2 separate regions of the Homo sapiens genome follow, and region 2 is linked to region 1. Evidence: chromatin loops called from intact Hi-C (ENCODE). Cell type or tissue: PC-9. All regions are shown on one strand. Each heading gives the region's core, and the rest is flanking DNA. Links, peaks and the distances in the headings are about the cores only.

Evidence for each region. Hi-C counts contacts between places; a loop is a spot of excess contacts. Peaks named below come from ENCODE experiments on the same cell type or tissue, not always from the same donor. Only the 100,000 strongest peaks of a DNase experiment are listed, where the experiment ranks them.
Region 2: a loop joins it to region 1, with 5 times the contacts of the local background. A loop is called at or near these places in 9 of 110 quality-filtered maps.

What each region holds. Positions count from the first base shown.
Region 1 is chr15:55,584,064-55,596,626 of GRCh38, reverse strand. PYGO1 (pygopus family PHD finger 1) reads left to right here and starts at 8,282. Exons shown (of 3, transcript NM_001367806.1): 1 at 8,282-8,792. The coding sequence starts at 8,744. It overlaps LOC124903497 (a long non-coding RNA gene), which reads right to left and starts at 8,077. Exons shown (of 2, transcript XR_007064647.1): 1 at 7,808-8,077; 2 at 4,830-7,324. RefSeq lists silencers at 8,261-8,380, 8,461-8,510. In PC-9, for the core only: no CTCF peak of the experiment used is centred there; a DNase peak (open chromatin) is centred at 8,346; H3K4me3 peaks cover 2,119 bases.
Region 2 is chr15:55,509,530-55,522,092 of GRCh38, reverse strand. LOC124903496 reads left to right here. Exons shown (of 2, transcript XM_047433411.1): 2 at 5,822-11,352. The coding sequence starts at 5,869. The coding sequence ends at 6,642. Among named protein-coding and RNA genes, the nearest start is that of DNAAF4, 7.6 kb to the right of the region's middle. In PC-9, for the core only: CTCF peaks have their summits at 3,402 and 8,058; DNase peaks (open chromatin) are centred at 7,392 and 8,062; H3K4me3 peaks cover 2,561 bases; H3K27ac peaks cover 2,614 bases.

The DNA of each region.
Region 1 (12,563 bases), core at 4,564-12,563:
CTATGAATTGCACCAATGTGCATTTCTTGGTTTTGATACTGTGCTATAGTTTCGTATGATGTTAAAATCAGGTCGCTGGGGGCAGTGGCTCACGCCTATAATCCTAGCACTTTGGGAGGCCAAGGTGGGTGGATTCCCTGAGCTCAGGAGTTTGAGAGCAGCTGGGGCAACACGGTGAAACCCCATCTTTACTAAAATATGAAAAATTACCCAGGCGTGGCAGTGTGTGCCTGTAGTCTCAGCTACTCAGGAGGCTGAGGCAGGAGAATTGCTGGAACTCAGGAGATGAAGGTTGCAGTGAGCCAAGATCATGCCAGTGCACTCCAGTCTGGGTGACAGAGCAAGATTCTGTCTCCAGAAAAAAAAAATTGGGGTAAACTGGGGGAAGGATGCACAGGGCTTCCCTGTGCATTTCTTTATAACCTCCTTTGAAGCCATAATTATTTCAAAATAAAAAGTTAAAAAAAAACCCAGCAGTCTGGCTACTAAGTGGAAAATGAATTGAACAGAGGACAAAAAATGTGGAGAAAACTTGGGTGATTATTGCATAAGTCCAGAAAAGAAATAAATGATTTTGGCTAGATTTGGATGGTGGTAGTGGGGATAGAGAAGAATGGACACATCTGAGAATATATAGGTGGTAAAATTTGTGGAATCTGATGATGGATGGGATATAAAAGGCTAAAGAGGGCCAGGCTCCGTGGCTCACGCTTGTAATCCCAGCAGGCCAAGCTGGTTGGATCACATGAGGTCAGGAGTTCAAGACCAGCCTGGCCATTATGGCGAAATCCCATCTCTACTAAAAATACAAAAATTAGCTGGGTGTGGTGGTGGGCACCTGTAATCCCAGCTACTCGGGATGCTGAGGCAGGAGAACCAATTGAACCTGGGAGGCAGAGGTTGCAGTGAGCCAAGATCATGCCATTGCATTCCAACCTGGGCAACAAGAGTGAAACTCTGTCTCAAAAAAAGAAAGGCTAAAGAGAATAAGATCAAAAGTATTCTGAAGTAAAACTTTGTCCCATATTTCATAATATAGAAAATAAACATGTATTTAGGGCATGACAGCAAATATTTGGGAGGCACCATTTTATGACATAGTATATTCCAGAACCAAAGGTGCTTATTGATATGAGGTCCCTTACAGAGCTTTGCTAGGCTAAAGTACACACCATCATTGTGTCAATAATAAATTTATTGCCTCTCAACTCCAAATTTATCCTTCCTTGCCTGCTCTGCAAAAATGGAGCTGGACTCTAAATATTAATATTTTGCCTTTGCCAGCTGGCATGATGTTAAACTTTGTCAGTAGAAGGTGCTGGAGAGACATTATAAGAGTAAGGGGCTTTTGCTTTCCTTCCTGTTTCGGTTGTTCCTCTGAACGGGTTTCTGCAGCATTCATAGCCTCCTTCCAGGTCCTGCAGTGCTGGCAACATCAGTGCCAGGCTCTGCAATGCCGGCAGCACCCAGGGCATCTTCCTTTGGCACTCCCCTCAGAAGGTAGCACCACAGCAGCTTCTCTGGCATCCAGTGAGCCGCAGCTGTGCACTCACCGGTAAGGTCAGGATCTTAGCCTGGAGAGGAGGGGGACCTCTTCTTTAGGTGCTTTATCTTAGTTTTAAGGATAGTGCCTGCTCCTTATATCTGTTTTTCTCAAATACTTTAGCATTCTCTTTACTTCATACTGTCCCTCACTTCACTTCATACTAATCCCTTACTACTTCAATCCCTTGGTATAGTTAATAATCCTTTATATTAAACTTTCTCCATTCAAACTGTGTGCCCCTTGTGTCCTGATGGAATCCTGATTAATACAAACCATCTTCCAAAGTTTGCTGTTGTTATTGCCCTCAACTTTGAGCTTTTGATAGCACTATATTTGTCAACGAAAGGCTCCTGGATATGATTGGCCGATGGCTAGAGTTTGCTAAACTGGCTGCAGCTTCAATTACAACATGAAAGGATTCAAACCAATTTGCAAAACTTCCAAACATCTAGATTGGATTTGATTTTTATTTCCATTCAATGTAATACAAATCTGTGATTGCAAATGTTTTAAAATAGAACTTACAGAAATATTTTCCTTTTTTTTTTTAAAGTGTACATGTTAATCGAAACCAACTTAGATTAGAGGCTGAGTGCTTAAACATTGCATCACGCAACCATCCACAATAAAAACATGCAAAATTTGAGATGAAAAATATTAAAAGCAGACTATAAAATCAATACTTTAAAATATAAGAAAACCAAAAAGTTCAGTAGATGCCAGGCCAAGGATGACTGATGATAGAAATGAGTACTTCTTTCCGCAGCATGTGATACTGTTTCTTCCTTTTCTTTATTGCCCTAACAGTCCTGTTTTCTTTGTCATTCTTTCATGATTTCCTTTACAGCCTCCTCTATCTTTGTTAACCTTTTAAACTGTCATCATTTCCTTGCATTCTGTTCTTGGCTCTTATTTTTCTTTGGTCCTTGATGAGTTTATCCATTCTTAGGTAATGTCTCCTTCATGTGTATCTGCAGCCTAGGCCTGTCATCTGAGCTCCAGAGTCCTTTATATAGCCCATGTTCTAGCCCAGGGGTCAGCAAACTACCATGTGTGGGCCAAATCCAGTTCATTGCCTGTTTTTTTTTTTTTTTTTTTTGAGTCTTGCTCTGTCGCCTAGGCTGGAGTGCAGTGGCGCGTTCTTGGCTCACTGCAAGCTCCGCCTACAGGATTCACGCTGTCCTCCTGCCTCAGCCTCCTGAGTAGCTGGGACTACAGGTGCCCGCCACCACGCCCGGCTAATTTTTTGTATTTTTAAGAGAGACATCGCAGACTCAGGTGTCCGAAACTAAGCTCATCATCATCCCACTTCACCAACTATTACCACCATCAAATGTCTCCCTGTATTCTGTGTCACCTAAAACAAGTCTGGGAGCAAATTCCTGATTTGTCCTTCACCTTCCCCATCTAAACAATTACCACGTTGTCAGTTGTTACCACCATTCCTTATGCTTCCTCTCCACTACCCCACTTCAATGTAGAAGGCCCTCATCCATCTCTTACCTCATTTTCTCTATAATTTCCTTTTTTAATTTTTTTAACTTTTAAGTTCAGGGGTACATGTGCAGTTTTGTTATTTAGGTAAACCTGTGTCATGGGGGTTTGTTGTACAGATTATTTCATCAGCCAGGTATTAAGCCTAGTACCCAACAGTTATTATTTCTGATCCTCTCCCTCCTCCCACCCTCCACCACCTGGTAGGCCCCAGTGTCTCTTATTCCCCTCTATGTATCTATGTGTTCTCATCATTTAGCTCCCACTCATAAATGAGAACATGTGGTGTCTGGTTTTCTGTTCCTGTGTTAGTTTGCTAAGGATAATGGCCTACACTCCATCTATGTTCCTGCAAAGGACATGGTCTTGTTCTTTTTATGGCTGCGTAGTATTCCATGGTGTATATGTACCACATTTTCTTTATCTGGTCTATCATTGATGGGCATTTAGGTTGATTCCATGTCTTTGCTATTGTGAACAGTGCTGCAATGAACATATGTGTGCATGTGTCTGTATGACAGAATGATTTATTTTCCTTTGGGTATATACCCAGTAAAGAGATTGCTGGGTCAAATGGTAGTTCTGGGGTTGCAGAGAAAAAGGAATGCTTATACACCGCTGGTGGGAGTATAAATTTGACTTTTTAATAATAGCTGTTCTGACTGGTGTGAGACGGTATCTCATTGTGGTTTTGATTTTCATTTCTCTAGTGATCAGTGATGTTGAGCTTTTTTTCATATGCTTGTTGGCTACATTATAATTTCTAATTGGTATGATTTGAATGTATCTGCTCCAAAATTCAGGTGTTGACAATATGATAGTGTTAGGAGGTGTTGGTTTTTTTTTTCTTTTTGAGACAGAGTCTTGCTCTGTCGCCCAGGCTGGAGTGCAGTTGCGCAATCTCGGCTCACTGCAAGCTCTGCCTCCCGGGTTCACGCCATTCTCCTGCCTCAGCCTCCTGAGTAGCTGGGACTAGAGGCACCTGCCACCACGCCTGGCTAATTTTTTGTATTTTTAGTAGAGACGGGGTTTCACCATGGTAGCCAGGATGGTCTCGATCTCCTGACCTCGTGATTTGCCTGCCTCGGCCTCCCAAAGTGCTGGGATTACATGCGTGAGCCACCGCGCCTGGCCAGGATGTGTTGCTTTTAAGAGGTGGTTAGACCATGCGGATTCCTCCCTCATGAATGGGATTAGGTGCCCTTCTAAAGGGGCTTCATAAAGGGAATGTGCTCTTTTTTGCCCTTCTAGCTTCTGCCTTGTAAGGACACAGTGTTCCTTCCTTCCGGAGGACATAGTGTTCAAAGCACCATCTTGGAAGCAGAGAGCAGCTCTCACCAGATGCCAGCACCTTAATCTTAAGAGTTCTTACCCTCCAGAACTGTGAGGAATACATTTCTGTTCTTTAAAAATTACCCAGTCTGTGGTGCTCTGTTATAGCAGCACAAATAGACTAAGATACTAATGTTCTGTGCCTCTCTAATCCATCTTTCACCTAGTAGCCAGAATGATCTTTCTAAAATTCAGACCTAAACATGTCACTCACCTGCTTAAACTCATCAATGTTTCTCCATTGCTTTCAGGATAAAATCAAACATTCTTGGTGTGGCATGCAATGCCCTTCAGAGGTCTGGCCTCTTGTCTACTTCCTCAAAATCAGCTCCTGCCACTTCTCAAAAGGTACCTTATGCTCCAGCCAGTCCTAACTACTTACAGTCTCCAAAAGATTCATACGTTTTCACCCTTCTTGTCCTTTGGAAACTCTGTTCCCTCTGATTACAAGACTCCATTTGCCCTTGCAATCCATTTTATTTTCTACATGTTCTCACCTCAACCATTTTATGGTAAAATACATATAACATAAAATTTACCATTTTAGCCATCAAATACAATTTAGTGGCATTAATTACATTCACATTGTTGTGTAACTATTACCACTATCCATCTCCAGAAAATTTTCAATATCCCAAACTGAAATACTGTACTCATTAAACAGTAACTCCTCATTACCTAACCTTTATCCTCAACCCCTGGTAACAACTCCTACATGTTCTTTTTTTTTTTTTTTTTTTTTTGAGACAGAGTCTCTCTCTGTCGTCCAGGCTGGAATGCAGTGGCACAATCTTGGCTCACTGCAACCTCTGCCTCCTGGGTTCAAGCAATTCTCTGCCTCAGCCTCCCGAGTAGCTAGGATTACAGGCACCCACCACCATGCCTGGCTTTTTGGTGTGTTTTTAGTAGAGACGGGGTTTCACCGTCTTGGCCAGGCTGGTCTTGAACTCCTGACCTCGTGATTCACTCACCTCGGCCTCCCAAAGTGCTGGGATTACAGGCATGAGGTACTGTGCCCGGCCTCCTATATGTTCTTTTTAAGGCTCTCCTAAAAACATCATCAGCTACCTGCCTCCCAAGCTGAGTGGAGGGTTTCTGTCCTCTGCTGACACGGAAGTCTATTGCAGTGCTTGGCATTTTGCATTGTTCATGTTACCTTAAACCTCTACTTCCTGCCCTAAACTGTGAACTTCTTAAGGACAGGAACCATTGTCTCAATCTCTGTATACAATCTTTGGGTGACAATGTTTTATACCAAATGGCTGATAAATGCAAGTCATCAAATCTGCTCATTGCTTTTGAATCACCTAGAGAGCCTTTAAAAACAGACGTCTAGGGATTCTGACTCTAGTAAATCTGGGGAGGGACTTAGGAATCTGAAATTTTGGAATGCTCTCCAGGTAATTCTGATTATGTGCAAGGAAGCCATCAAGATTTGGAAGTAAAATCGATTTAAAAGACTATGCCCAAGTAAGATGGTCTTTTTATTCTTGATGAATCATTAAAAAGAAGCCAATTCATTTCTCTTGATTTTCATGCTATTTCTGAGTCTCTAGCTTTAGGGAATTACAATAAAGAACTCAAAATCTCTTAGCAATGATTTTTCTGAACCATTCTCCTTCCACTAAGAGTTATAAAATGAAAATATGTCATTTCCATATTTTTCTGGAGGGGGGACAGGGTCTTGCTTGCTCTGTTAACCAGGATGAAGTGTAGTGGTGTAATCATCGCTCACTGCAACCTTGAACTCCTGGGCTTAAGGGATCTTCTTGCCTCAGTTTCCTGAGTAGTTGGGACTATAGGCCGGTGCCACCACGCCTGGCTAATTTTTAAAAATTATTTTGTAGAGAAGGGTCTAGCTTTGTTACCCAGGCTGGTCTCAAATTCCTGGGCTAAAGTGATCCTCCCGCCTCAACCTCCCAAAGTGTTGGGATTTACAGGCGTGAGCCACCACAGCTGGCCTTCATTTCTTTGTTGACTTACCAAAGTGCTTTCAAATTTTCCTCCAACCACCCTATAACATAGATTATTAGATTCAATCTGCTTTATTTTTAATTTTTTTTTTTTTTTTTTTTTGAGACAGAGTCTCACTCTGTCACCCAGACTGGAGTGCAGTGGCGCGATCTCGGCTCACTGCAAGCTCCGCCTCTCGGGTTCACGCCATTCTCCTGCCTCAGCCTCCCGAGTAGCTGGGACTGCAGGCGCCCGCCACCACACCCGGCTAATTTTTTTTTTGTATTTTTAGTAGAGACGGGGTTTCACCGTGTTAGCCAGGATGGTCTTGATCTCCTGACTTCATGATCCGCCTGCCTCGGCCTCCCAAAGTGCCGGGATTACAGGCGTGAGCCACCGCGCCCGGCCCCCAATCTGCTTTATTATATTACCATTTGCTTCGGCTTTATTACACTTACCAAAGCCCTGCCACCCCAGTCGTCCCAGGGCCACTTCAAATCTCTTTATTCATACATCAATGAATATTTTCCCGAACACTTACTATGTGTTACTCAGTATTAGGTACCAGAGGATACAGCAGTGAGCCAGTCAAAATTCCTGCCTGCATGGCGCTTACATTCTAGTTAGGAGGAACCTTCTCCTCAGAGTGCTTCCTGTAAGAATATTTTCCTTAGCCTGTCCTAGTCTGACTCTTCTAATCAGGAATTCCATAATTCCAGACCACCCTTATTAGATAAAGGGTAACATTTGCCTCCGGCCACGCTATGTCTTAACGACGATCAGCCGCTGTGGCGATTGTCTGGTATGCAGCTGTTGAGGCTGTACATTGGCTTCATGTTAACATCTGTTCTCTGTGACACTGTGCAGCTGAATGAGTTGGGTGTCTGTCTCCGGAAGGACGAGACTCCTGTCTGTAGCTAGTTCTGTGTCCTCCCACGCTTCATGAGTGCTTTTCGGTGATTCTTACATCAAAATAAGCCCAGTGGATAACCAGAAAACCTAGCAAAACAAAAACAAAAACAAAAAACAAAAAACAAAAACCAGGGAAAACAATTTCGTAGAAGTGCGTTAAACAATGTCGGAGCTAGAAGAGACCTTCGAGATGTAGCCCCACTGCCTTTTATAGACAAGAAAACTGAGACCCAGAGAGGTTACCTAAGTCGCCTCCGGTCACACAGCCCAACTGAAGAATGTGGACCGGTGATCACATCTAATTTACAATCACACTGGGGGTGTTCCTCCTAAAATTTAACGTCTAAATGAGATCCAGCCGCGTCACCGCTTCTACCCACGCTCCCCCCTCCCCCGCCCACCGTCCTTTCTGGTATTTATTCTACGTCGCTCTTTCTTGAAGAGTCAAGTCGTTAAAATACCAAGTGGAGGCATTCTACAGACAGGTGTCCACACCACGGCCACGCGGACACGGAGTCGGGGAATCTGGATCCCCACATGCCCGCCGAGAACTCTCCAGCTCCCGCTTACAAAGTTTCCTCGCATGGTACGTTCATCTTTCCGATCCCTAGCTGCGAGGCCGAGACGCCTGCTGCTGTGGCCTCCGACGAAGTTCGGAGATGCCCTTTCCTTGCGAAAGCTGGGCCCGGTAGCGTCGGCCGCGGGGTCGGGCGTTCTCGGGCCTGGCGGTCGGCGAGGGAGCGCCGGGCGCGGGGCGGGGCGGCCCCTAGGCGCGCGCTGCCCACCCGGGCTGCAAGAGCCGCGGGCCCGCGAGCCCCGGCTTGGAGCAAGAGGCGCGCGCGGGCCGTGGGGGCTGGGCCGAGGCGGAGCGCGAGGCGGCGGCGGTGGCGGGAGGCGCCGCGGGACGAGGCAGCGGCCCCCGCCCCCCGAAGCCCGTCCCCGCGCGGGGCTGGGGAGCTCAGGGCGGGGAAGCCGCGGGGCCGCGCCACGTCCCTCGCCCGCCCCAGAGCGGGTTTTACAGGCGGCTCCAGTCTGGGGGCTTTTGTGTCTGCGACTCGGGAGCGGCGAGAGAGCAGACCTCCTCCTCAGAGGGCGCTGTGAGTGTGCCGCCAGGGCCGGGCCGCGAGCCTCCTGCTTCCCCTGTCAGCGGCTCCTGAGGCGGCGGCGAAGAAGAAGGAGTGGGAGGAGGCGGCGGCGGCGGCGGCGCACTCGCCCTCAGCACATGCCGGCCCCGGGTGGGGGGCCGCCCCCAGGCCGCGCTCCCGGCCACCGCCGCTGAGCCCCGCCGGTGCCCGCACGCCGCCCCGCCGCCCCGCCGCCCCGAGGCCTCGTCCTCCTCCCAAACTTTGCAAAGTCGGCCCGCGTCCCCACCGCCCTCGGCCGTGCCTCGGCTCCGAGGCTTGCCTCGCAGCCGCAGCGGCCCCGCGAGGAGGAGGAGCCGCCGCCGCAGCATCAAAGAGACCGAATTCCCGCGGCCTGGGGGGGAGTCATGCTTTGCGGTCTGTAATGTCAGCAGAACAGGAGAAGGATCCCATTTCGCTGAAGAGAGTTCGAGGTAACCGAGAAGGGTGCCGGATTGGGGGAACCGGGGTGAGTGAGGTGCGCGGGGCCCCGTGCCCGGCCGCCGGGAGGCCATGGGGCTCTGTCCGGGCCTAAGTCCGCGCAGCCCGCGTCCCGCCGGCACCCCGGGGCCGAGGCTGCGATCCGAGCGCGCGGCCCGGGCGCCCGCTGGCCCCCGAGACATCCGCGCGGATCCCTCGCCTCCCGACTTTGTGTTCGGAGGCAGTTGGAGCCGCAAGCAGCATCCTTTCTTACCCCCTCCTCACCCACCTCTCCTCGTTCTCAAGACAGCACAATAGGCACCTCAAAGGGTGAAAAACAGACACCCCCTGGCAGAGACCTCGAACGGTGCCCACCCCCTCAAAAAAAGTAAGTTGGAGTACACAAGAGTTGATGCTGTTGAAGAAGGGCTCCTGGGCTTTCACGTCTCTCCTGGCCCCCTTCTCGCCCCCCCACCCCGGCAAAGGCAACAAATATTCAGTTTATTTTCCGTAGGTTTAAGAGGAGAAGCTACAAATTCAGAAGGCATTTTCTCTGTTGGTTTATGGATAAGATATTATCTAAAATCAGTGTTATGCATGGTTGATTTTCTTCTTTCTTGCGCACTGGTTAGGAATTTTCCTTTCGTGTTACTATCATCTAAGAAAAATCAGAGGGAACCATGTGTCAAACAAAAGATACTGCATATAAGTTCACAAAAGTCAAATGCCACCCGGAAATTGGGGGATGCCTTTTAGCTCTTAATAAGGTTAAGACTGAAAGTTCTAGAGTTGGAGTAGTACTCACTGTTCATTAAGCAAATATTTATTGAACATCTACTATGTGCTAGACACTGTTCTTGTTACTGGGATACAGCAGTGAACAAAGCAGATAGACAATCTTCATCCAGTAGGAGTTCACCCTCTTGTGGGATAAACAAATGATAAACAGTAGATACAGAATGTCAAATCGTAGGTGGTATGGTGGACAACAAAACAGGAATAGAGGAGAGGAAATATGTGTGGGGATGGGAAGTATGGATTGTATGTAAGGTGATCATGAAAGGGCTCACCTGGTAGATAATGTTTGAGCAAAGACCTAAAGGAAATGATAGAGCCAGGGCCATATGAATTCACGTGGGAAGAGCAGTCTCTGAAAAGCAACAGCAAATGCAAAGCCCCTGTGTCTGGAATATGCCCAGTGTGTGCAATCAACAGCAAAGAAGCTATTGTAACTGCAGCAAAGTGAGCAAGGAAAGAGTCCTGTGACAGGGGCTAAGGAGTAGGATCAAGAATTATTTGATTCTTGAAAAGTGAGCAAAGGTGATAGATATCATTAAGAGTACATTTTTAAATTATAGCATTTTAATAGTAAAATTACAGTCGTTCAGTAGTCTTAATGCTGCCGGCTATAGGATGATTGTGTATTAGAGGGCCTGGTGTGCCATTTAAAAGACTTTGGCTTTTACTCTGAGAAAAGGTCTGCAGAGTTTTGAGCATAAGAGTGAGTGATCTGACATTTTAAACAGGGCATCTTAAGCTGCTGTGCGGAGAATAGACTGTAGAGAAAAGGCTGAAGCAGGGGAGACTAGTAGGGAGGTGATTGCAATAGTCATCCAAACAGGGTAAACAGGGTAAAATGCTTTATAAATCAGTAAGTAGGAAGGTAAATTTCCGGCTGACTTAAGTGATGTAGAGATGAAGGACCACAGTCATTCATTTTTGTTTTTGTTCAATGTGACTAGAAATTAAACATGTATAGAACTAGCTTGTGACACACAATCCAAAAGACATCCACTCAAGAGTATTTTGGTAGAAAATGATTTTCTTAGCCATTTAAGAGAAAACATAATTTAGAGAATATTGTTTTTAAAGGCTTAATATCAGCACAACCTTTAATTTGGTGAAATATTTTAATTGTCTTTTTCTGTTTGTGGTTGTGAGTTGCCAAAGCCTTTAAGGAATAGACCTTCCTGAGATACAATTATTCCCCTGATATTTGTGCTGTATAATTTTGCCTACTATTATAAATTGTTTTGGGGTTAAAGGAAAAGAAAGAGCTATCAAGTTTATACCTTTGAACTGAATTATCAGTCCTAATCAAATTTAATTCTAAATAAAATGGATGAGTGTTTTATTGTGGGTCAAGAACACAGATATATCTTCATTTTGTTCCAACTGCTGTTAAGTTCTATGGCGTAGCTATTGGGGTTGGCTCCGGTGTCAGCTCAAGAATATTCTGAGAGTTAAGTACCAGAATAAAAGACAAAACACTTTTTAAAATAAAAAGTCAGTATTTTTATGTTATGGGGAGAATTTTCTTAATGTCATTTTGTAATAATTAGAACATTCATTAAAAAATTTTTTGGAATATTTTATGATTAGCTCTTCTGAAGCACCATTCTGCTGAACTTCATTGCCCTGGAGCTTTTTGTTATTTAATGTAATTTATATCATCAGACTGCATGCAGGATGTGGTGTTTGCAGGGCATAAACTCTGGAGCAGTGCTTTTCAAACTGTTTCCCATCTGCTGATGTGATAGAGACAGACCTTTTTAATGGTTGTGTATTTATTTTATATGTATTAAAAGAGTCACCAAATACCTTGCTTAGGATAAGGCTAAGATACATATGTGTATAAATACACACATATAGCAATTTAAATGAATTATTAACACACATATAGCAATTACATGAATTATTAAGAAAGTAATATTATAGGTAGAACTCAGATATGGCAAAACTAAAACATGAATGACTGAGGACTTTACAGTAGCATGCTCTGCAGACCAAAAGCATCATAATCACTTGTGATGCTTATTAAAATATAGATTCGTGGATCTACGGAATCAGGACTTCTGGGATCCACAGAGTTGGGACTTCTGCATCTTTAACAAGATCCCCAGGTGCTCCTTATGCATACTGAAGTTTGAGAAATGCCACTAATAGACCTAGATTATAAAGGTGTGAGTAGACCAGAAGCAGCTGGCTGTGGTCTTCCAAACTGTCCTTATATTTTAACAATAGATTTAGAATTACTCTTTAGTGACACAGTATCTTACTCCTATTTTCTACCAGTTCTTAACACTCCACCCCCAAACCTTCACCTTTTGATTATAAGACAGATCTATGAGGACAGGTACTATGTCTTGATTATCTTATTTGCCTTGCCCATAGTAAATGTCAAATGAATGAATGAGTGAATACATGAATTATGCTGCTTTCTGATAGTCCATTTCCCCTCATACTACTTTTACTTGCCCTTTTCCCTTAGAATGTCAACTGCCATCGTTATTTTAACCAATACTCCCATTCTCCAGTATTCCTAGAACTCTTTTAGGCATTGATCTGATGGCAATATTCATTCATTTATTCAACAAATATTTATAGAGCAATCACAGTGCCATATAGTGGGAATGCACTAATTAAGATATGACACCTGGCTGGGCGCAGTGGCTCACGCTTGTAATCCCAGCACCTTGGAAGGCTGAGGCAGGTGGATTACTTGACTCCAGGAGTTTAAGAACAGCCTGGACGACAACCTGTCTCTACTAAAAGTACGAAAAATTAGCTGGGCGTGGTGGCATGTGCCTGTGGTCTTAGCTACGTGGGAGGCTGAGGTGGGAGAATCACCTGAGCCCAGGGAGGTTGAGGCTGCAGTGAGCTGAGATCGCACCATTCCACTCCCGCCTGGGCAATTGGAGTGAGACCCTATCTGCCCCCACCAAAAAAAAAAAAAAAAAAAGGTATGACACCTGTCTTCAAGAAATTGTTAAGTCTAGTACAGG
Region 2 (12,563 bases), core at 3,185-11,184, 73 kb after region 1:
AACTCCTCACATTTTCCACAGAATTAGAAAAAAACTATTTTAAGATTCATTTGGAACCAAAAAAGAGCCTGTATAGCCAAAGCAATCCTAAGCAAAAAGAACAAAGCCAGAGACATCACACTACCTGACTTCAAACTATACTACAAGGCTTCCGTAACAAAAACAGGATGGTGCTAGTACAGAAACAGACATATAAAGCAATGGAACAAGTTAGAGGACCCACAGATAAAGTCACGCATCTGCAACCATATGATCTTCAGCAAAGCTGATGCTAACAAGCAGTGGGAAAAGAACTCACTAGTCAAAAAATGGTGCTAGGATAACTGGCTAGCCATATACAGAATGTTGAAACTGGAACCCTATGTTTCACCATGTACAAAAATGAACTCAACATGGATTAAAGACTGAAGTGTAAAACCTAAAAGTATAAAAACCCTAGAAGAAAACCTAGGAAATACTCTTCTGGGCATCAGACCTGACAAAGACTTCATGATGAGAATTCCAAAAGCAATTGCAACAAAAGCAAAGACTGACAATAGGGACCTAATTAAACTAAAGAGCTTCTACACAGCAAAAGAAACTATCAACAGAGTTAACAGGCAACCTAGAGAATGGAAGAAAATCTTTGCAAACTATGCATCTGACAAAAGTCTAATATTCAGCATCTATAAAGAACTTAGATCAACAAGCAAAAATCAAATGACCCCATTAAAAAAATGGCAAAGGACATGAACAGATACTTCTCAAAAGAAGACATACACACCAATAAGCATATGAATAAATGCTCAATATCACTAATGATTAGAGAAATGCAAATCAAAACCACAATGAGATAACCATCTCACACTAGTCAGAATGGCTACTAATAAAAAGTCAAAAAATAACAGATGCTGGTGAGGTTGTGGAGAAAAGCAAATGCTTATACACTGTTGGTGGGAATGTAAATTAGTTCAGCCACTGTGGAAAGCAGTCTGGAGATTTCTTAAGGAACTTAAAATAGAGCTACCATTTGACCCAGCAATCCCATTACTGGGTATATACTCAGAGGAATATAAATCATTCTGCCAAGATCATAAAGACACATGCATAAAGACACATGCATGCATATGTTCATTGCAGTACTATTCACAATAGCAAAGACATGGAATCAACCTAAATGCCCATCAATGGTAGACTGGATAAAGAAAAAGTGGTCCATATATACCATGGAACATTATGCAGCCATAAAAAAGGACAAGATCGTGTCCTTTGTAGCAACATGGGTGGGGTTGGAAGTCATTATCCTAAGCGAGTTAACATAGGTACAGAAAACCAAATACCACATGTTCTCACTGATAAGTGGGAGCCAAACATTCACTTTAAGATTCTGAACTATATTCAATTAAGTCATAAATAATCTTTGAATGCTTTGATAATTTCTTTTTTTTTTTTTTTTTTGAGATGGAGTCTCGCTCTGTCGCCCAGGCTGGAGTGCAGTGGCACAATCTCGGCTCACTGCAAGCTCCGCCTCGCGGGTTCACACCATTCTCCTGCCTCAGCCTCCCGAGTAGCTGGGACTACAGGCACCCGCCACCACACCTGGCCAATTTTTTTGTATTTTTAGTAGAGATGGGATTTCACCGTGTTAGCCAGGATGGTCTCGGTCTCCTGACCTCGTGATCCGCCTGCCTCGGCCTCCCAAAGTGCTAGGATTACAGGTGTGAGCCATCGTGCCCGGCCTGCTTTGATAATTTCTAAGTAATATAGAATCCCCAGACCAATCTCAGTTGTTATTTCGTACACATGCTTTTGGATTTTATTTTTATAAGTTATAGAGTGGTTCTTTGAGTCTTACTAATGAGCGTGTTAATTTTTTCCACTTCAATGTGTGAAAGGGATGTGTGTGGACATATGAGGTTGCATTATGTGAACTTATGAGCTTTTCTGGGCTACTAAATGCTTCTTATATGTAACAAATAGTTCTCAATTGCCACTTCTTAGTAGTTTCCATGAAGTAAAAGTAGCTTCTTTGATTACAGTTCTAAATAATACAAGTGGTAGAGATTATTGCAGGTGCAGTGTGACAGAGAAGTATGAAGAGAACACTATTATTTAAAGCAAAGTGTTTGGTGTAGAATGTTAAAGAAGATAGTAAAGGATGAAACTTGGATGGTGAGGAAAATTAAAGTCATGCAAACAGTGAACTTTATTTGCCTTGGTTTATCATAACTACAGATAATGAGCCTGAAAAGAAGCAATAAAATTTATTACAACTGTTAGTAAGTTTTGCCCAATTTTTATGAGTTTTACGAGTAGAAATTTAAGATAAAGTAAAAATGTAAAGTTTTTAACTGCCTAAAGTTTAGGTTAATACAAAATTATAATTTATTTTTTCCCTTATGTTAAAATGATAAATTGGTTTCAGAGCCTTCAGTCTGTTGTTAACCACAGGCAGGTTATTTTTTTACCTTCAATTTAATCTACTCAGATAATGAAACTTTATTTTTTTGAGACAGGGTCTTGCTCTGTCACCCAGGCTGGAGTGCAGTGGTGCCAACATGGATCATTGCAGCCTTCCATTCCTGTACTCAAGCAATCCTCCCACCTAAGCTCCCTGAGTAGCTGGGACTACAGGTGTGAGCCACCACGCCTGAGTAATTTTTTTTTTTTTTTAGAGACATTATCTCACTATGTTGCTCAGGCTGGTTTCAAACTACTGAGCTCAAGCGTCAAGTGCTCTGCCCACCTCAGTTTCCCAAAGTGCTAGGGTTATAGGTGTGAGCCACTGTGCCCAGCCTGCAATTTTATATCTCACAAGAAAAGTTTTCTGATTTTGTCATGGCCTTGATTACAGTACTTAAAAACAAAAACAAAAAACAAAGTACTCATGCTGAAAAAGCTGAAGTTCCTTACAATTGTGTTATCTTTTAGGATTTTTTTCACCCTATATTTTTCTTTTCTCTAGTGTCAACTCCTGTGCCAACCTTGATTTATAGGTAGTCAAGTTAAAATAATTCATTGTTCTCAGATTTCTATGATTTTTTCTTAATCAAGTGACAAATTCTGCTATGATAACTTTTTGATTATGCTTTTCCAAGATCGAACCCTAAATTATATTTTCAAAAATTCAAGATGTCTTTTAGACCTAACTGTTTTTGAGTTTTCCCAAGAGGCCCCTAAAAATCATGAAGATTTATTCTTTTTTTTTTTTTTTTTGTGAGATAGAGCCTCACTCCATTGCCAGGCTAGAGTGCAATGGCGTGATCTTGCCACTAGATTTATTCTTTACTCAAAAAGGAATGGTAAAAATAATTGAAATTGCCTGATATATTTCATATTTCTGAAGTAGCAGAACATTATTGTAAGAACTGCATGGGAAAAGCTGTCAAATTTAAAGTTCAACCATTTCTAGTTCAATTTTTAGGTAAATAGTACCAATATAAACATGTTTCAGAGATTATGCACTTAGCATAATTTTTCAATGTCTTCACTATCCATAGTATGTTCTTTCCTTTGAGGAAAATATTGACCAAATCCTTTTTAAACAGTTATATATTGTATACCAGTAGAGAGTTTTTCTCTTCTCCATTTTCATTTAGCATCAGGCATTCAGTATTATCATCGGCAGGTTATTTCTGCTTTTCTCTCATGCTCACCTGAAGCCTTTGCTATAAGCTGTAGGTTAGAAAGGGTCTTGGCTGGGCGCAGTGGCTCACAGCACTTTGGGAGGCCAAGATGAGAGGATCGCTTGAGGCCAGGAGTTCAAGACCAGCCTGGTCAACAGAGCGAGATCCCATCTCTCAGAAAGAAAAAAAAAGAAAGAAAGAAGAAAAAAAGAAAGAAACAAAGGAAGGAAGGAAGGAAAAGAAAGAAGGAAGGAAGGAAAAGAAAGAAAGAAGGAAGGAAAGAAAGGAAGGAAGGAAAAGAAAGAAAGAAGGAAAGAAAGAGAGAGAGAGAGAGAGAATGAAAGAAAGAGAGAAAGAAAGAAAGAAAAGAAAGGAAAAGAAAAAAAGAAAGAAAGATTGCCTCAATCTAAGGAGGAAACACTTAGGGCATTGCAGAAGACTATAGAATTGATATCCTCAGCTATTGATACGTCAAGAAATTAAGACAGAGGCAGTGAAAAGTGGATGGATCTGAGAGATATTTAGGACTCTGAGGTTGATTGGATTTGTGGCACCTATCTGATATGATTTGGATGTTGTCCCCTCCAAATCTCATGTTGAAATGGAATCCTCAGTGTTGAAATTAGGGCCTGCTGGGAGGTGTTTGGATCATGGGGGAGGATCCCTTGTGAATAGCTTAGCACCGTCCCTTTGGTGATGAGCGAATTCTTGCTCTGAGTTCACCCAAGATCTGGTTGTTTAAAAGTCTGTGGCACCTCCTCCTGTCTCTCTTGCTCCCACTCTCACTATGGGACATGCTAGCTTTCTGTTGCCTTCCACCATGATTGTAAGCTTTCTGAGGCCTCACCAGAAGCAGATGGCAACACTACGCTTCTTGTAAAGCCTGCAGAACCATTAGCCAATTAAACATGTTTTCTTTATAAATTATCCATTTGTATTTATAGCATGCAAAAATGACCGAACACACTATCATAGGTATAATTATCAAATTCAAAAGCATTCAGTTCGTGAATATTAAAAGCTTCAGTTTTGTTCTCACTCAGATAGAAAAAACCATTTCATGTCTGTCAGGATGTGAATCAGAAAAATGACTGTGGCTGGGCATGGTGGCTCGTGCTTGTAATTCCAACACATTGGGAGGCTGAAGTGGGAAGATTGCTTAAAGCCAAGAGTTCAAAACCAGCCTGGGAAAAATATAAAGACCCTGTCTCTACAGAAAAGTTAAAAAAAAAAATGCTTCTGGTAAAGTCCAAGAAGAAAACGATAGATCTGCTCAAATGTCTGAATAAAGTATTGATAATATGAGGGCTTTACACAAAATCATAATTAATCCTTTCAATACCCTACATATAGATATTATTGCTTGCATTTTACAGATAAGGAAACTGAGGCTTGGGGGGAGAACCTTACTCAGGGTCATACAGCTAATAAAAGTAGAATTGGCTGAGTGTAGTGGTGCACGCCTGAAATTCCAGCACTTTGGGAGGCTGAGGTGGGAGGGAGGCTTCTGCCCAGGTTGCAGTGAGCTATGATGACAGTGCCACTGGATTCCTGCCTGGGTGACAGAGTGGGACCCTGTCACTAAAAAAAAAAATAACGATAATTAAAAAAAAAAAAAAGAAAAGTAGACTAGGCATACTAACCCAATTTGTCCAGTTACAAACACTTGATTAGAGGACCAAATTTTGATGCTAAGGAATTAAAAAAAAAAAAAAGGATTTTACCCTGGAAAGATGTTAACATTCCCAACATTCCTGACCTTAGATCCTGAGCCCCCTGGTTTAAAGGCCGCCTCTCTGAACCACTTCCAGTTGCACTTTCTCCAAGTGTAAGGAAGCTGTTCACCTGCAACCTGCTCACCCTTCTACATCATGGTTTGGCTACCTCGAATCCCTGCCCAACAGCCCCAGGCTACTTCCCGGAGTCTTTTCTCTGGCTAGTCCTTCTGAGGGTGGCCTGTGAGTCTTGAGTGTACATCTCTATGTCCAATGACAGGCTGTTAGCTCTGCTATGTTCCTGCATGAAACCCCAAGGAGACTGAGAATTCCAAATGTAAATTTGGCCTTCCAGGTCATTATGAATGCATATTCAGACTATGTAAGGAAATAGAGTTTATTTTATTAAATACTTTCTTAGCTTAATTTATAACTACCGTGTAACATTTGATTCACATGTATAAGGGAGGAGCCCACCCCTCATATTGTCTTATGCCCTAGGCTGCGTCTTGCTCCTGTACACGGATGACCTTCTGCTGGAACATGCCATGGCAGTTGGGTGTGCGAAGGGGACGGATGCCCTGCTTCAGCACCTGGAGAACTGTGTGTATAAGGTGTCCAAGAAGAAAGCTCAGATCTGCAGACAGCAGGTACACTACCTGGGATTCGCTATTCGGAAAGGGGAGCGCAGCCTGGGGTCAGAAAGAAAGCGGGTCATCTGCAGCCTACAGGAACCTAAAACCAGAAGGCAAGTAAGGGAATTCCTGGGAGCTGTGGGGTTTTGCAGATTATGGATTCCAAACTTTGCTGTACTGGTCAAGTCTTTGTATGGAGTTACAAAGGGGGGCGACCGGGAGTCTTTTGAATGGGGACCTCTACAACAGCAAGCCTTTCGTGAGTTAAAGGAAAACCTTATGTCGGCCCCAGTCCTAGGACTACCAGATTTGACAAAGCCCTTTACACTGTATGTGTCAGAAAGAGATAAAATGGCAGTTGGAGTTTTAACCCAGACTGTGGGGCCCTGGCCAAGGCCAGTAGCCTATCTCTCAAAACAACTAGATGGGGTTTCTAAAGGCTGGGCCCCATGTCTAAGGGCCCTGGCAGCAACAGCCCTGTTAGCACAAGAAGGAGATAAACTAACCCTTGGGCAAAACCTGAATATAAAGGCCCCCCGTGCTGTGGTAACTTTGATGAATACCAAAGGACAGCATCAGCTAACAAACGCTAGATTAACCAAGTACCAAAGCTGGCTGTGTGAAAATTCCCACATAACCACTGAAGTCTGTAACACCCTAAATCCCACCACCCTGCTCCCAGTATGAGAGCCCAGTCGAGCATAACTGTGTAGAAGTGTTGGACTCAGTTTGTTCTAGCAGACCTGACTTTCAGGACCAGCCATGGGCATCAGTAGACTGGGAGTTATACGTGGATGGGAGCAGCTTCATCAACCCACAAGGAGAAAGACATGCAGGATATGTGGTGGTAACTTTGGATGCTATCATTGAAGCCAAACTGTTGCCACAGGGACGTCAGCCCAGAAGGCTGAGCTCACTGCTTTAACTTGGGCTCTAGAACTCAGTGAAGGTAAGACTGTAAACATCGACACTGACTCTCGATATGCCTTTCTAACCCTCCAAGTGCGTGGAGCATTATATAAGGAAAAGGGCCGGTTAAACTCTGGGGGAAAGGACATAAAATATCAACAAGAAATTCTACAATTATTAGAGGCAGTGTGGAAACCTCAGAGAGTGGCAGTCATGCACTGCAGGGGACACCAGCGAACCTCCACTTCAGTGGCCTTAGGAAACTCCCGAGCTGACTCAGAAGCTCAAAAAGCAGCATCTACCCCTTACTGGGCATCGGTAGCAGCCTCCTTACTCCCTCAAACACCTGACCTGGTACCTACCTATTCTAAGGAAGAAAAAGAATGTTTCAACACAGAAGGGGGCAAGTAATAAAAGAAGGATGGATCAGACTGCCAGATGGGAGGGAAGCTGTGCCGCAGTTGCTGGGAGCCACAATCATACTGGCCATGCATGAAACCACTCATCTAGGTCAAGAGTCACTTGAAAAGTTGTTAGGCCGGTACTTCTACACTTGCCAGCCCTTGCCAAAGCAGTAGCACAACGGTGCGTTACTTGCAGACAGCAGAACGCAAGGCAAGGCCCCACTGTTCTGCCCGGCCTATAAGCTTACGGAGTAGCTCCTTTTGAGGATCTTCAGGTGGAATTCACAGAAATGCCAAAATGTAGAGGTAACAAGTATTTGCTGGTTCTTGTGTGTACTTACTCTGGGTGGGCGGAGTCTTCCCCAACACGAACCGAAAAGGCCTACGAAGTAACCCTTGTGCTTCTCCGAGACCTTATTCCTAGGTTTGGACTGCCCTTATGAATCAGCTCAGATAACGGGCCGGCGTTTGTGGCTGACTTGGTACGGAAGACAGCAAAGGCATTAGGAATCACTTGGAAGCTGCGTGCCGCCTACTGACCTCAGAGTTTCGGAAAGGTGGAGCGAATTAATCGGACTATCAAAAATGGTTTAGGGAAAGCACGTCAGGAAACAGGATTAAAATGGATACAGGCCCTTCCTATGGTATTGTTTAAAATTAGATGCACCCCTTCTAAGAAAACAGGATACTCCCCTTATGAAATACTGTATCATAGGCCTCCTACTATACTACGGGGACTTCCAGGCACTCCCCGAGAGTTAGGTGACATTGAGTTACAGCGACAGCTACAGGCTTTGGGAAAAATTACACAGACAATCTCGACTTGGGTAAATGAGAGGTGTCCTGTCAGCTTGTTCTCCCCAGTTCATCCTTTCTTTCCAGTTGATCGTGTGTGGATCAAGGACTGGAACGTAGCCCCTTTGCGGCCATGGTGGAAAGGACCTCAGACCGTCATCCTGACCACCCCCACGGCTGTAAAGGTAGAAGGAATCCCAGCCTGGATCCACCACAGCCATGTGAAACTGGCAGCCGCTGAAACCTGGGAGGCAAAACCGAGCCCGGACAACCCCTGCGAAGTGACTCTGAGGAGGCCGACAAACCCTGCTCCAGTCACACCCGGAAGCTGACTGGTCTACGCACGGCCGAAGCATGAGGAGAATCATCGTGGGACTCATTTTCCTTATAATTTGGACTTGTATAGTAAAAACTTCCACTGATTTTCCCCGCATGGAGGACTGCTCTCAGTGTATACATCAGGTTACTGAGGTAAGGCAACAAGTTAAAACAATCTTTCTGTTCTATAGTTACTGTGAATGCCTAGGAACTTTAAAAGGAACATGTTTATATACTGACACTCAGTACAAGGTATGTAGCCTAGGAAACGACCGGCCAGCTGTGTGTTATGACCCCTCTGAGCTTATCCAACACGAAACTGAAAAGGCCTACGAAGTAACCCGTGTGCTTCCCTGAGACCTTATTCCTAGGTTTGGACTGCCCTTACGAATTGGCTTAGATAATGGGCCGGCGTTTGTGGCTGACGGTTTTTGAAATAAGATTAAGGGCTGAAGACTAGTGGGGACGCGTAAATGATACAAGTAAAGTAATAGCCAGAACAGAAGAGAAAGGGGTGCCCAAACACATAATCTTGAAATTTGATGCCTGTGCTGTCATTAGTGGCAGTAAATTAGGAAAGGGATGTGGCTCTTTTGGGAAAAAGGCGATATGACTGAAAATAAGTACATTTGTCATGAATTAGGACTGTGTGGAAATGAATGTGAACACTGGTCTTGTGTCATTTAGGCCACTTGGATAAAAAAATGAAAAGGATCCAGTCCACTTCAGAAAGGAAAAAGTGGCCCTTCCTGTACTAAGGGACAATGTAACCCCTTAGAGCTAGCAACAACCAATCCCCTTGATCCTTGCTGGAAAAGAGGGGAGCATGTGACCTTAGGAATCGATGGGGCAGGACTGGATCCTTGAGTAAATATCTTAGTTCGAGGAGAAGTTTACAAACGCTCTGCTCAGCCAGTGTTTCAAACTTTCTAAGATGAACTAAATGTGCCAGTACCAGAAATTCCAGGAAAAACAAGAAATTTGTTTTTGCAATTAGCCAAGCATGTAGCCCAGTCTCTCAGTGTCACTTCATGTTATGTATGTGGAGGAACTGTGATGGGAGATCAATGGCCATGGGAAGCCCAAGAATTAGTACCTACAGACCCAGTTCCCAATGAATTCCCAGCTCAAAAGAGTCACCTTGATAATTTCTGGACCCTGAAGCCTCAATTATTGGACAATATTGCATAGCTAGAGAAGGAAAATAATTCACTCACCCCTTAGGACAACTTAGTTGTCTGGGACAGAAACTGTATAATGGTACCACAAAAACAGTCACTTGGTGGAGTTCAAATCACACAGAAAGGAATCCATTTAGTAAATTCCCAAGGTTGCAAACCATGTGGACCCACCTGGAGTCCCACTAGGACTGGACAGCCCCCACTGGATTATACTGGCTATGTGGGCATAGAGCTTACGCTAAATTACCTGGCCAGTGGGCAGGTAGTTGTATTACTGGCACTATTAAACCATCTTTCTTCCTACTGTCCATAAAGACAGGCGAACTCCTGGGCTTCCCTGTCTATGCTTCCCATGAAAAAAGAAGCATAGCTATAGGAAATTGGAAAGATAATGAATGGCCCCCAGAGAGAATCATACAATATTATGGACCTGCTACTTGGGGACGAGATGGTTCATGGGGATACTAGACCCCCATTTACATGCTCAACCAAATCATATGGTTACAAGCTGTCTTAGAAATAATCACTAATATGGGCTGGGCGCGGTGGCTCACACCTGTAATCCCAGCACTTTGGGAGGCCAACGCAGGTGGATCACGAGGTCAGGAGATTGAGACCATCCTGGCTAACATGGTGAAACCCCGTCTCTACTAACAATACAAAAAATTAGCCAGGGGTGGTGGCGGGTGCCTGTGGTTCCAGCTACTTGGGAGGCTGAGGCAGGAGAATGGCGTGAACCTGGGAGGCAGAGCTTGCAGCGAGCCGAGATTGTGCCACTGCACTCCAGCCTGGGCGACAGAGTGAGACTCCATCTCAAAAAAAAAAAAAAAAAGAAAAGAAAGAAAGAATCACTAATAAAACCGACAGAGCCTTGACTATTCTGGCCTGTCAAGAGACTCAGATGAGAAATGCTATCTATCAAAATAGATTGGCTCTTGACTACTTGCTAGCAGCTGAAGGAGGGGTCTGTGGGAAATTTAACCTTACTAATTGCTGTCTACACGTAGATGATCAAGGGCAAGTAGTTGAAGACATAGTCAGAGATATGATAAAACTGTCACATGTGCCCATGCAAGTGTGGCATGGATTTGATCCTGGGGCCATGTTTGGAAAATGGTTCCCAGTGTTAGGAGGATTTAAAACTCTTATAATAGGAGTTATATTAGTAATAGGAACCTGCTTACTGCTCCCTTGTTTGCTACCTGTACTTCTTCAAATGATAAAAAGCTTCATCGCTACCTTAGTTCACCAAAATGCTTCAGAACAACTGTACTATATGAATCACTATCGATCTGTCTTGCAAGAATACATGGGTAGTGAGGATGAAAGTGAGAACTCCCACTAATTGACTGAGGTTCTCAAAGTGGGGGAATAAGGGAGGAGACCACCCCTCATATTGTCTTATGCCCAATTTCTGCCTCCAAAGAAAGAAGTAAAAATTAAAAGGCAGAAATGGAATCCACAGGCAGATAGCCCAGCATCACGCCCTGGGCCTGGTAGTTAAGAATCAACCCCTGACCTAACTGCTCGTGTTATCTATAGATTTCAGACATTGTATGGAAAAACATTGTGAAAATCCCTGTCCTGTTTTATTCCGTTCTGATGACCGGTGCATGCAGCTCCCAGTCACGTACCCACTGCTTGCTTAATTGATCACGACCCTCTCACGCGGACCCCGTTAGAGTTGTAAGCCCTTAAAAGGGACAGGAATTGCTCACTCGGGGAGCTCGGTTTTTGGAAACGTGAGTCTGCTGATGCTTCCAGCTGAATAAAGCCCTTTCCTTCCACAACTCGGTGTCGTCTGAGGGGTTCTTGTCTGTGGTTCGTCCCGCTACACGTACAGGGTAATGGTTTAATATTTCATGAATAATATTAATTGTATTTCAAAATTAATGTGGTTAAATATACTGATATACTTTAATACATTTTTTCAACAGTTTAATGTTTTGGCATAGATAATAAATACAAATAGGAATTTGCATTTATCTAATGACAAAATGTTAACATTTTAAACTCTACTCAGTTATAAACTAAACTCAATTTTAAAATGTTTAAAAAATGTGTGGATGACACAAAAACAAACCTTCATGTTTGTTTATATTCTCCCCTTATTAATCCTCTTTAAGGATTAATTAAGCCTACAAAATTCTACTTTAATAATAGTTGTTCTCCTTAAGAGTCCCTTAAAACTTTTTTTTTTAATTAAATAACTAGGCCAGGTGTGGTGGCTCACACCTGTAATCCCAGCACTTTGGGAGGCTGAGGTGGGTAGATCCCCTGAGGTCAGGCATTCAAGACCAGCCTGGCCAACATGGTGAAACCCCGTCTCTACTAAAAATACAAAAAAATTAGCCAGGCATGGTGGCGCATGCCTGTACTCCCAGTTACTAGGGAAGCTGAGGCAGGAGAATCACTTGAACCCAGGAGGTGGAGGTTTCAGTGAGCCAGGATCACACCACTGCACTCCAGTCTGGGCAATGGAGCGAGACTCCGTTTTGAAAAAAAAAAAATGAAATAAGTGGTATTGTGCCAAAACAAGTCTAATAGGAAAAACAATCAAGCTCATACCCTATAAATATATATCTAAGATATTAGGACCCAAAAGAAAAGGAAAATTATGCAGGGTCACTTCACATTCTACATGACCTCTACCTAGATATTCTCATTTAATTTTAAATCACATTATCATTTCCGAAAGCCCAAATTTAAAATAGTAAAATAACTAATGCATTTAACACCTAGTGCCTAGAGTTTGGTCTGTAAAGCTATTCTCCACTAAATAGAACTAAAAGTTCTTGGAGAATTTCAATTCCTAGAGAAAAAAAAAGAAAAGAAAAACCTTTAAGGTGGACCTAAGTGATCTTGCTACTAGAATGAGGGATTTTTTTAAATGCCTTTTAAAGTTCCAAAGTGGTGTTAAGAAAACATAGAAAGCAACCTTTTCCAATGGCAAAATTTCGAATTTTGCACATCAAAAGTAAATAAAATTATAGGTAATTAA